2 separate regions of the Homo sapiens genome follow, and region 2 is linked to region 1. The links are chromatin contacts, found by Hi-C or POLR2A ChIA-PET in ENCODE. All regions are on one chromosome and are shown on one strand. Each heading gives the region's core, a stretch centred on a gene start or an enhancer-like site at or near the end of the contact. The rest is flanking DNA. Distances are from core to core; before and after follow the strand shown.

Region 1 (5,627 bases), core at 1,313-3,812:
GAAAGTCCCATTAAGACTTTTCATTAAAACTATTTTAAAATTACAAATGATATATAAAAGAATTTGTAGAATGTTATTTTTTGCGGTTTCCTAACCAGGACCATAATTTGATGTTGTACTTATTAAAGTTTTTTTTTTCAAGCTAGTTTCTCAGTGAAACTTTTCATTAAAAAAGAATTGGAGTTCCTACTCATTTTTGGTTACATTTTTGCTTAGGCTTTTCATACTTTGTTATTGTTACAAATGAAGATTTTCCTTTCTACTTTCCAGGTTATAATTGTTGGCACATAGAAAAACACTTTTCTAAGATATTGCTTTTGTATCCAACCACCTAATTTACAATCTCATTTTTAACACGGCATTTGCAATTGATTTTTTTCGTTTCTTGTGTTAAATTATAACATCTTCAAATAATGACAGTGTTTTTTAAAAAATCCTCTTCTTTTCCAAGTGTTAAAAAATATTATTCCTAACATTTCTTATTAAAATGACCAGAACTCCCAAATTTTCAAATTAAAAGAGTACTCTGCCTTCTGGTTTTTGTTTTAGTGAGAATGCCTGCTGTGATCTAAATGTTGAAATCCTAACCCCCAAGGTGATAGTATTAGGAGATGGGGCCTTTGGGAGATACTTAGGTCATGAGGAGCCCTCATGATTGGGATAAGTGCTCTTATAAAAGAGACCCCAGAGAGCCGGCTATCCCCTGCCACATGAGAGGACACAGCAAGAAGGTACCATCCATGGGGAAGGAGGAGACTTCCTTGTCAGACACCGAATCTGCCAGTGCCTTGATCTTGGACTTTGCAGGCTTCAGAACTGAAAGAAATAAATTTCTGTTGTTTACAAGCTACCCAGTTGATGGTATTTCATTATCGCAGCCCGAAGGGACTAAAGCAATGCCTTTATTGTTTAAATGTCAGGAATGGCATTCACTGTGATTATAGTAGAATGCTGTTATAATAGTCAGTATAAGTACATTGATGGTCCTAGGCAGTGGTCCTCTGCTCCTGGTTTACAATGAGTTTCCTCTCAGTAATGATGACTGAGTTGTAATTGATTATGCTCAGGATTTATTGAGATGACCATATATTTTCTTTTTTTAAGGAAAATTTCTATTATTTTAATTATTTTTATGTACAGAAAACTCAACAGCGTACATTTAACCCAGTTTAGTCGCAAGTTCTTTAGCCTTCGCCTTTTTTAGCTTGGTGATGCGAGCCACAGACTTGGGACCCAGGACATTACCTCCCCAGTGACAGCAGATCTCATCGTATCTGTCGCTGTAATTGGTCCTGATAGTTTCCACCAGCTTAGCCAAAGCTCCTTTGTCTTCCAAGTTAACCTGTGCGAAGGCAGCAGTGGTGCCTCTCTTCTTGTGGACTAGAAGTCCCAGTCTTGACTTCCCCTTGATAAAGCAGTAAGGGCCCCCCATTTTTTATGACACAGGGCAGGCAGGAAGACAACCAGCTAGAAGAAAGCACTAGCTGAAGAGCATATTTTGACCAAAAGCAGTAAATTTCAAAGCTAGCTGGGTAGCAACTGCTCTGGGTTAAAAAGTTCACGTATCTGCCCTTCAAGGCAGATGACTATATATTTTCTAATGTTTCCTATGGGTTTGATGTGTGATATTTAGATTTCTCCATAGCAAGCAATTCTCCCATTCTTGGGTTAGATGCTGTTAGGGGAAGGGTCACTCTGGCAGAGGCAGGTCTGCACACCTGGGTTGTTGCTTTTGCACACACACACCCGCCCCATTTTACACTGCACACCGCAGAACTTCACCGTTTCACACATTCAGAAATGAAGGCCTCCGTGGTGTAAACAAGTTGCCCAAAGCAACACAGCTTCCAGGACGGAAACCTTTGGATTGTTGGTCCAGTCGATTTAACTGTATCTGAATGGTGTTTGATTGCTTGTGTGATCCTGGCTGGGAATATTCTCCTTTCTGGACTTCAGTTTCCCCATAAGACCATATACTCTTCTGTAGACATTCATTCTACAGTCCAGGAGAGTACCTGGAAGGGACATTAATTTCTCTCTCCCTTTTCCCCACGGCCTATGCATTATTGTTTCAAGCCCATCTCCCCCATGGCCCATCTACCCGCAGCCAGCTCTGACCTGAAGGCCGGGTCAAAGGGGTGCTAGGAATTCCAGGTCGGTGATTGGCCTTCTTCTCTTACTCTATGTAGACTCCAGCCTACAATTCCTAGTAGGGAAAGAATAACCATCTCTAATTTGCAAGAGCTCAGGGTCTCGGGTACAGACAGGAACTGGCCCCTGCCAGGGGCATTCCCAGGGCGTTGCTCCTGGGATGGGCAGAGGGACCAGTGGGCAGGCCAGTAATGCCAACATTCAGAGGGTCCTCCTGCGGGCGGGGGCTTCCTGGAGGAGGTGGCCCTCAAGAGGGGCTTGCTTTCGATAGTGGGGGTGTTGTATTCCGTGCGGAAGGACCCTCCCGTTGTGTGGAGGAACCGCACAGTCCCTTTAATGTGGTATGCTGGTACAGTCACTCCATCTTGACGCCTAGCCCCACCCCCAAACGTTTTCAAGCCAAAGCAAACAGAAGCAAGGCCCAGGTTTAAACTTAAGAGGCTGCCTTCAGATTTTGTTTACTTATCCAGATTTGCAATCTTTCAGGACCCACCAAGGCCAGTTTCTTTTTCAGACTTTGCACTAGGCTATGAGGGCAGGGGGTGGCGGGCAGGGCAACGTCCCATACCGTCTAAATCGCGCCCATACGCTGCCACCTGGGAAAGGGGGCAGAAAGGGGCGGCGGTGCTCTAAAGTGAGGCGGAGCTGGAGGGCTCTGAGGAAATGCCCCGGGGCACCCCCTCCCCAAGGCAGCCTGGAGTGGACGCGCGGCTGCCAGGCTTCCCGCGGAGGACGCGACCCCGGCGGTGCCCGAGGCTGGCGCGCCCTCTCGCGGCCACGCCGGGAACGCCGCCGGCTGAGACCCTCGCGTCCTCGGAGAAGCCTGTGGTTGGTTCCAGCCTAGGCCCGGCGGGCAGCAGCCCACGCTGGGTGTTTGAGGGCAGTGAGGAAAAGGACCTGTCTGCAGAGATCGTCTCTGCTGCAGTCCTTCTGCAGTCCACGCTGGGGAATGCCCTGGTCAGCGCGACAGAGTCCTCCGCTCTCCCCGGCATCCCCTGTCCAAGCATTTCTCCTCTGCCCCCAGCTGTCAGCTACCCCTCCCCTTGCCTCTTTTGCTCGACTCCTTGAATTAACTCAGCCTCGTAGGGGTGTTGATGACTGCTTATTCCTCCCTTTACCTCTAGCCCAGCAGGATATTTCACAACTTTCCTCCAAAGCAGCGGTCAAGATCTGAGTTAGCTCCACGGCTTGCTGACTCTCCTCATGCTCGGGTTCCTCATCTATGAAACGGGGATAACTGTAGTATCTGCGTCCTGATTTGGTGTAAGGTTAGTGAGTTACTACGTGTGTAGCAGACCCGTGCCTCCACACATTCCCTCGGTGCCCCTCCTTCTTCCTGTGCCCCTGTCCTCTGCGTGCCTTCTCTGTGGGGAGACAGCCAGCATCTTCTTGCTTCTCTGTTGCAGGGCTGTCCCAGGCTGCTGGAGCCTCCCTGGACCACATGCAGCAGCCTGGAAGTGCCAGGGATCAGGGGACGTATTTACCTATATTAGAGTTCCCCAGAGAAACAGAACTTATGGGATTACATATATACATGTATACATATGCGTGTGTGTATATATACGTATATGTATGTATGCATGTGTGTGTATACATATATATGTGTGTGTACATATATATATATGAGAGAGAGAAATCGATTTATTATAAGGGATTGCCTCATGATCATGAAGGCTGACAAGTCCCAAGATCTGCATTGGCAAGCCAGGAGATCCCATGGTTGGTTCCAGTCCTAAAGCTGCCAGGCTCAAGAGCCAATGTTTCAGTCCAAGTCCAAAGGCAAGAAGCAAGTTGATGTCCCAACTTGAAGGTAGTCGGGAAGGAGAAATTCCCTCTTAATTGGAGGACGTTCCACATTATTGTTCTATTCAGGCCTTGAGCGGATTGGACAAGGCCCACCCACATTGCAGAGGTCAATCAGCCTTACTGATTTAAATGTTAATCTCATCTAAAAACACCCTATCACAGAAACACTCAGAATGTTTGACTAAACATCCAGACAACCTGCGACCCAGCCAAGTTGGCACATAAAAGTAACCATCACAGCCCCCGAGGGCAGATCTTCATCATGACAGGTGGTTGGGGAAGCAGGAGCCACACTGCAGCTCCACTCTGCACTCTCGCCTGGCCTCCTTCCCTTCCCAGTCCCAATTCCTCACTCCCTGGGTTTTCCTGAGGCCTACCCCTTAGTAAATTACTTTCAAGTGAATCTTCCTTCAAGGGTAGGAATCTGCTCCTTGACATTCCTTATTCACCATCCTTCTGCCCGGGTTGGACGGATCCCCTCCTGGTGCTGGAACAGTCTGTTCCTTCCACAGGATGCTCAGAATGTAAACCATCATTGCAAAGACTGAGGCTTCACAAGGAAGATTCCTTCAAACTCATGGTAAAACATAAACTGAAAACATGAGAAATTGCATATTTTTCTGCCCATCTCCTGGGCACACAGAAGGACACAAAGAGCTTGGCTCCTCACATCACCTTCATGGGCACTTTATCAACGATAACATGAGAACAAGTCTGGCTGATAACAGGATTACGTGATTGTAATTAGATGGATAATTATTCACACGTGGAAGGGTTTGATGACTGGGTCTTGAGAATAGGAGCTATAAATACACATATTAGAAAAGGATTCCATTAAAAGTGAACCTAAAGCAATTGAAAAGCTTCTGATGGATCATTAGCCATTTAAAGAGATTTTTGTTGCTAATGTGTCACTCTTTTCACCTTTTACTAAAAAGCTTCAAAAAGGAAATCAAAGCATCTGACATTGTAATGTAAATCAATGGGGAGAAGGCATTAAATTTATAAAAGTTCAGTTTTTATGCAGCTTCTCCTAAACCCAGCTGTGATACAAATTGAAGTCTACTTTGTGTACATTGGCATAAAATGAGGTCCATTATAAACATATATTTTAGTAAATTCAATGTGATGTAGATGCAGGTTGAATACAGCAGCCAGTTACTTAAATTGAATGGGCTGAATTTCCCAGAAGAAAATCTGAAATGAACATGAAATGCTGTTACTCTGCTTCAACTAACCAGACACTCTTTAGACGAAAGTGTGCCAGGTGGAATATCATTTCATATAGTGTTTTCAGATATCCAACTGATCTTCCACATTTGCCCAGCCCTGCCCTGGTAAGCAATTACACAAAAATGAAACACCCAATGTTTGCTTATTAATTTATGCCACGGACAGCTATCAGTTGCATTTAATAGGCTTCTAGTCCAGGAATCAGCCAAGAACAAGACTCTTGAGCATAAAAGGATAAATTTAAAACACAGACTTCTTTTAAGAAGGCAGATTTGTTATGGCACACATATATATGTGATGTCTGTGTATTTTACACTGTAAAGACATACATCAAATGTAGTAGTGATTATCTGTGGTATAATTGTTAAAATTATAGAATAGCATAAATAATAATTTTATCTACACTCATGTATCCACCATCAAGCTTAAAAATGTAA
Region 2 (5,088 bases), core at 2,555-5,054, 130 kb before region 1:
ATGAAACTAGAGCTACATGAAAGAACATGTAGCCTCCTAAATTCCTCCTAAATTGTTTATTTTAAGGAATTGTCTCATGTGATCATGAGGCTGGCAAGTCTGAAATCTGCCTGCAATCTAGAAACTCAGACCGGGTTCCTGTTGCTGATGGAGGCCGACTTCCTTTTTCTCAGGGAAACCTCAGTTTTTGCTCTTAATGGCTTCAACTGATTGGATGAGCCCCACCCACATTATGGAAGGCAATCTGCTTTACTTAAAATCAACTAATTGTAAATAATCACATCTACAAAATGCCTTTACATCTAGACTGGTGTTCGATGAAACAATGAGGCACCATAGCCTAGCCAAATGGACACATAAATTTGTCCATCACATAAGGATTCACAAAATATGCTGGCATTTAAAAAAAACAAATTTCTTGGTTGGGCGTGGTGGCTCATGCCTGTAATCCCACCTACTTGGGAGGCTGAGGTAGGAGAACTGCTTGAACCTGGGAGGTGGAGGTTGCAGTGAGGCGAGATCACATCATTGCACTCTAGCCTGGGTGACAAGAGTGAAACTCTGTCTCAAAAAAAAAAAAAAAAAAAAAATTCTTGAAGACATTTCCTGAATACAAAATATAAAACTAAGAAAACAATGGTTAAAAAAATGACTATTGGTGACACCGAAACCAATTAAAGTAAAAATGTGGAGACTGTACATCTGTTTTTAAAATTAAATGAAAAAGCCAAAAATACTCTTGAAATGTAAGTACTCTAATGTTAAAAATAGTATAGTAACTATAATTTATATATAGAACCCCAGATTATATTAACAAAGAAAATAGAGGAAAAAGAAAATGAAGGTTTTATCTAAAGATGTGGGAATAAAAAAGTACTAATTTATGTGCTTGACTCTGAAAGTTGTTGGGAAAACATAATTTAAACAATGATTTCAAAATAGTAAATTAACAACTAGTAGAATTTTAAAAATTATATATTATCTTCCAAAACACTGAAGAAAGTAGACTCTTACTCTACTAGCTTGTGGAAACCCAGCCAGGTAACTATCATTTGAGTCCTTTGTCCCTGCATCAGTAATTCACACCTGGTAATATGTAACACTTGGTTCTTAGCCCCTGGCTGTGCATTAGAATCACCTAGGGTGCTTGTAAACATCCTGATTCCCAGGTGATGTCCCAGACCAGTTGCATCAGAATCTCTTGGGATGTGGCCCAGTCACCAGTTGTTTCTAGAGCTCCTCTGATGATTCCAAATTTGTGCAGCCAAGTTTGAGAACCACTGGCCAAGGCCTTTGCCCTTTCTCATGTTTCTTTGGGAAGGGCTGTCTACTTTAGCATAAAATGTACATAGTTACCTGCCCCTCCACCTTTCCTCTGAGTCACCTTTCCAGTGATCCTTGGTTATCTTGGTTACAATCTACAGCTCCTTACTCACAGCATGGCCCAAGGACCCAGCAGCCTCAAAATCTCTTGCGAGCTTCTTAGGAATGCACCTGTTCCATGGCTGTCTTCCTCAGTGGCCTTCTTGCCTCCTAATCTTCCTTCTCAAAACTTCTAATAGAATGATCTTTGCAAAACGCAAATCCAATCATGACATAACTTCCTCAATGAATAATCAGAAACTCCATGTGAAACCACCTTTGACAGTGAAAGAGATCAGACCTAACCAACTCCATCTTCCTTCTTACCTTTAAGCTGTCCTTGTTCATTCCTGAGCATAGACCAAACTAACTTTGGGAAGGAATTTAGTTTATGGTGTGACTGAAACAAAGTTGATAATAACCCTTTCCCAAAAAGACCCCCTTCTTGCCTGGGGACCAATCTGCCTTTGTAGGACTAACAAAATAGCTACAAGATTAGAAATTGCAGCTTAGGAGTCATGAAGCCTCTGGCTGCAAGAGTTTGAACCTCCCCAAATTGCTCCTGGGGATAACATCGCTATTGTAAAACATAAGATCAGTGCTTGAGATATTTTGTAGACCCTGTACTTGATGGATCAGCTGACACCACCAATACCAGTAATCTGGCTCAACCGGTTCTGCGATCCCACCCAGGAACAGAAGGCAGCAAGAAAACCTCACTTTGACCACTATGATTCCATCTCAAACCTGACCAATCAGCACTCCCCACTTCCCAAGCCCCTACCCATCAATTTATCTTTAAAAACTCTGATTCTCGAGTGCTCAGGGAGACTGATTTGAGTAGTAATATAACTCCAGTCTCCCTCACAGCTGGCTCTGCATGAATTACTCTTTCTCCATTGCAATTCCCCTGTCTTGATAAGTTGGCTTTGTCTAGGCAGCGGACAAGGTGAACCCTTTCGGCTGTTACACATGTTTCCTCTGTTGTAAAATCTAAGGTCCTGAAAATTAAATTCAGGGTTCTCTAAGGATTTAGCCTCTTTATCTTGTCCCAAATTTTCTTCTCAGCTATATTTCCCACTTTCCTAACTCCAAATACATCAGGCCATTAGCCATTCACCCAATGGGATAGGCCTTTTTACTCTTCAGTTCTTGGGCTAATGTTCTCTTCAGCTGTGAATGCCTCGTCCCCCATTTCCCATTAATTCTTAGTCTTTTCTTGGAGTTCAACACAGATGCCACCTCTGTGGGGAAGCCTTCCCCAATCTCCCAGTCAAAAGGGATATCACATGCAAATCAAAATCACAATGAGATTCCATCTCACACCAGTCAGAATGGCTATTATTAAAAAAGTCAAAAAACAGATGCTGGGGAGGTTGTGAAGAAAAGGAAACACTTATACACTGTTGCTGGGAGTGTAAATTAGTTCAACCATTGTGTAAGACAGTGTGGTGATTCCTCAAAGATCTAAAGACAGAAATACCATTCCACCCAGCAATCCCATTACTGGGTATATACCCCAAAGAATATAAATTTTTCTATTATAAAGACACGTGCATGGGCATGTTCATTACAGCACTATTCAAAATAGTAAAGACATTGAATCAACCCAAATGCCCAACGGTAGACTGGATAAAGAAAATGTGGTACATATCAGCCATGGAATACTATGCAGCCATAAAAAAGAATAAGATCATGTTCTTTGCAGGTACATGGATGGAGGTGGAGGCCATTATCCTTAGCAAATTAACACAGGAAGAAAACCAAATACTGCGTGTTCTCACTTGTAAGTGGGAGCTAAATGACGAGAACACATGGACACATAGAGGGGAACAACATACACTAGGGCCTATCAGAAGGTGGAGGGTAGGAGGAGGGAGAGGATCAGGAAAAATAATGGGTACTAGGCTTAATACCTGGTGATGCAATAATCTGTACAACAAACCCCCATGACACAAATGTAACCTATGTAACAAACCTGCACATGTACCCTTGAACTTAAAATTCAAACAACTATAAAAAAGGGGTTTCACTTTGTTCTTTCATGTAGCCCTGGTTTCATTCAATTTTATGTTGTTAACTTGTCTGTTTTTCCTCCTCAACTGATAATTCTTTGAGGGGAGGAACTATGCCCTTTTGTTCCCATTCCCTAATCAGCCAGCCAGTGCTTGTAGAACAAATGTCATGGGTCACACTCTCAATGCCTGTAGGTGAATTCTTTTAGCAGGATCAACTCTCCCCACATTCCATGGGTACTGCAGGGGGCAGGCCCAGCCCACACTATTTCAGCATAAGTGAGTATTTATTGCAAAGACTCTCCTAACCTTGGCCTATTAAGTAACTCCTTGATATTTTAGGGAATTTCTGTGCTCTCACATCATCTTCATCTTTCATTTCGCACTGGTGGAGTGCCTGCCCTCTCCTAACACTTTCTTCATTTTACCTTCATTGACGCTTCCTTTTTGGGGGACTGGTTTGTTCCAGGTGAACTCAAAGAATGAGTCAACTTTACTAGGACAGTGACTCACCTTCTTTTAAATCTGAGGACAATATTGGAAGCTCAAACAAAGTGTCTAAACAATTTCCTAGGAGCATTTGCTTGAGGAGGGGGTGTGTAATTTCAGCATCAACTGAAGAAAACATCTGAGCTTTTTGACAGCTTCTAAAGAGAATAAGACTCTCTGCCTGCCTGGAGATGCACTCAAAAGACAAGGCATTTAACAGCAAATCAAGGCTGTCCTGCCCAGGAATCATCCTAATCATACAGTCACAGATTCTTGCAAGGGTCACTGCAGCCCAGGTCCCTGACAGGCCAGCACATAACCCAAGCAGTCCAGCTGTGACTGCCAGGTGTCAAGTGCCTGTACTGAACACATTGAAAGGAGATAAACAGAGGTGACTTGGGAAGTGGCAAAGCCCTAGATGAAAGCAATCTATGAGGACAATATATTTTTCCAAATGTTTTTGCCTCTCTGCATAATCCAATCCAAATATTCTACTCCTTTCTGTTCTCTCCTCCCTGTAGGTATGTTGTTTACTATTGTGGTTTAGTAATGTTTTTTATTTGTCCAGAGACCCCAGGCCAATTTCCCAAGCACTAGAAGCCAGATTCTACATTCACCCTCTTGATCAAGTCCCTCCTCTGTGCTGTACCATGGGAATAAACCAAAAGGGAAGAAGATATGTGATACCAGAATAGAGAATACAACCCAGAAGAAAGGCAAAGGAAATTTGAATATGACAATAAAAAGAAATCTTAGGGTTACAGCTTCTCATCAGGCCTAACAGGCCACCAACTCCGAGGAGAGTAGAATGGAGGTTCCCAGAAAGCATGTCTCTAAGAAAAAAGTAGAAACAACAGTTTACATGATGTGATTGGCCTTGTAGAAAATCACACTGAGAGGAAGTTGTGGGGAGAGTTAGCAAGAGTAAAAAGAAGTCTAAGCAAATCAAAAGCAAGGCAATTATTAACTTTAGGAAAAACAAAAAGTAAGAAAAGAGACATCATTGTAGTATGTTACAATACTCAGCTGTGAATTATATTTGTATAAGCATAACACTGTAAACACAGAATAAAATTTAGCCCAAATAGTGATATTAAGAGAATGAAGGATGGGAAGCAGAGGGAACAGCATTGAAATTATTGCAGTGTGATTTTAATTTAGATGTCTTATATTACAAGTAAAGTGATTCCAAAGTAAACCTGAAAAACTAGTTCAGACCATG

The links. A loop is a pair of places that touch in the nucleus more often than their neighbours do. ChIA-PET counts read pairs that join two places held with the same protein, here RNA polymerase II (POLR2A). Pooled maps may share reads with other maps.
Region 2: a map of PC-3 shows a loop between it and region 1 (3-fold over the local background). The contact joins two enhancer-like sites. A Hi-C loop is called at or near these places in 6 of 168 maps with a recorded cell type or tissue (A673, Caco-2, PC-3 and 3 more) and 5 of 50 pooled maps. POLR2A ChIA-PET finds 5 or more read pairs at or near these places in 2 of 52 experiments (GM10248 and Panc1).

The regions. Positions count from the first base shown.
Region 1 is chr20:4,589,834-4,595,460 of GRCh38, forward strand. It overlaps the pseudogene RPL7AP12. Among named protein-coding and RNA genes, the nearest start is that of PRNP, 94 kb to the right of the region's middle. RefSeq lists a silencer at 2,880-3,029. Within about 2 kb of position 2,563, at least 5 of the 41 ENCODE cell types and tissues checked have a DNase peak (open chromatin) inside an H3K27ac peak, as active enhancers do; they include PC-3, where a contact is called at or near this core.
Region 2 is chr20:4,454,172-4,459,259 of GRCh38, forward strand. No RefSeq gene overlaps it. Among named protein-coding and RNA genes, the nearest start is that of ADRA1D, 210 kb to the left of the region's middle. Within about 2 kb of position 3,805, at least 4 of the 41 ENCODE cell types and tissues checked have a DNase peak (open chromatin) inside an H3K27ac peak, as active enhancers do; they include PC-3, where a contact is called at or near this core.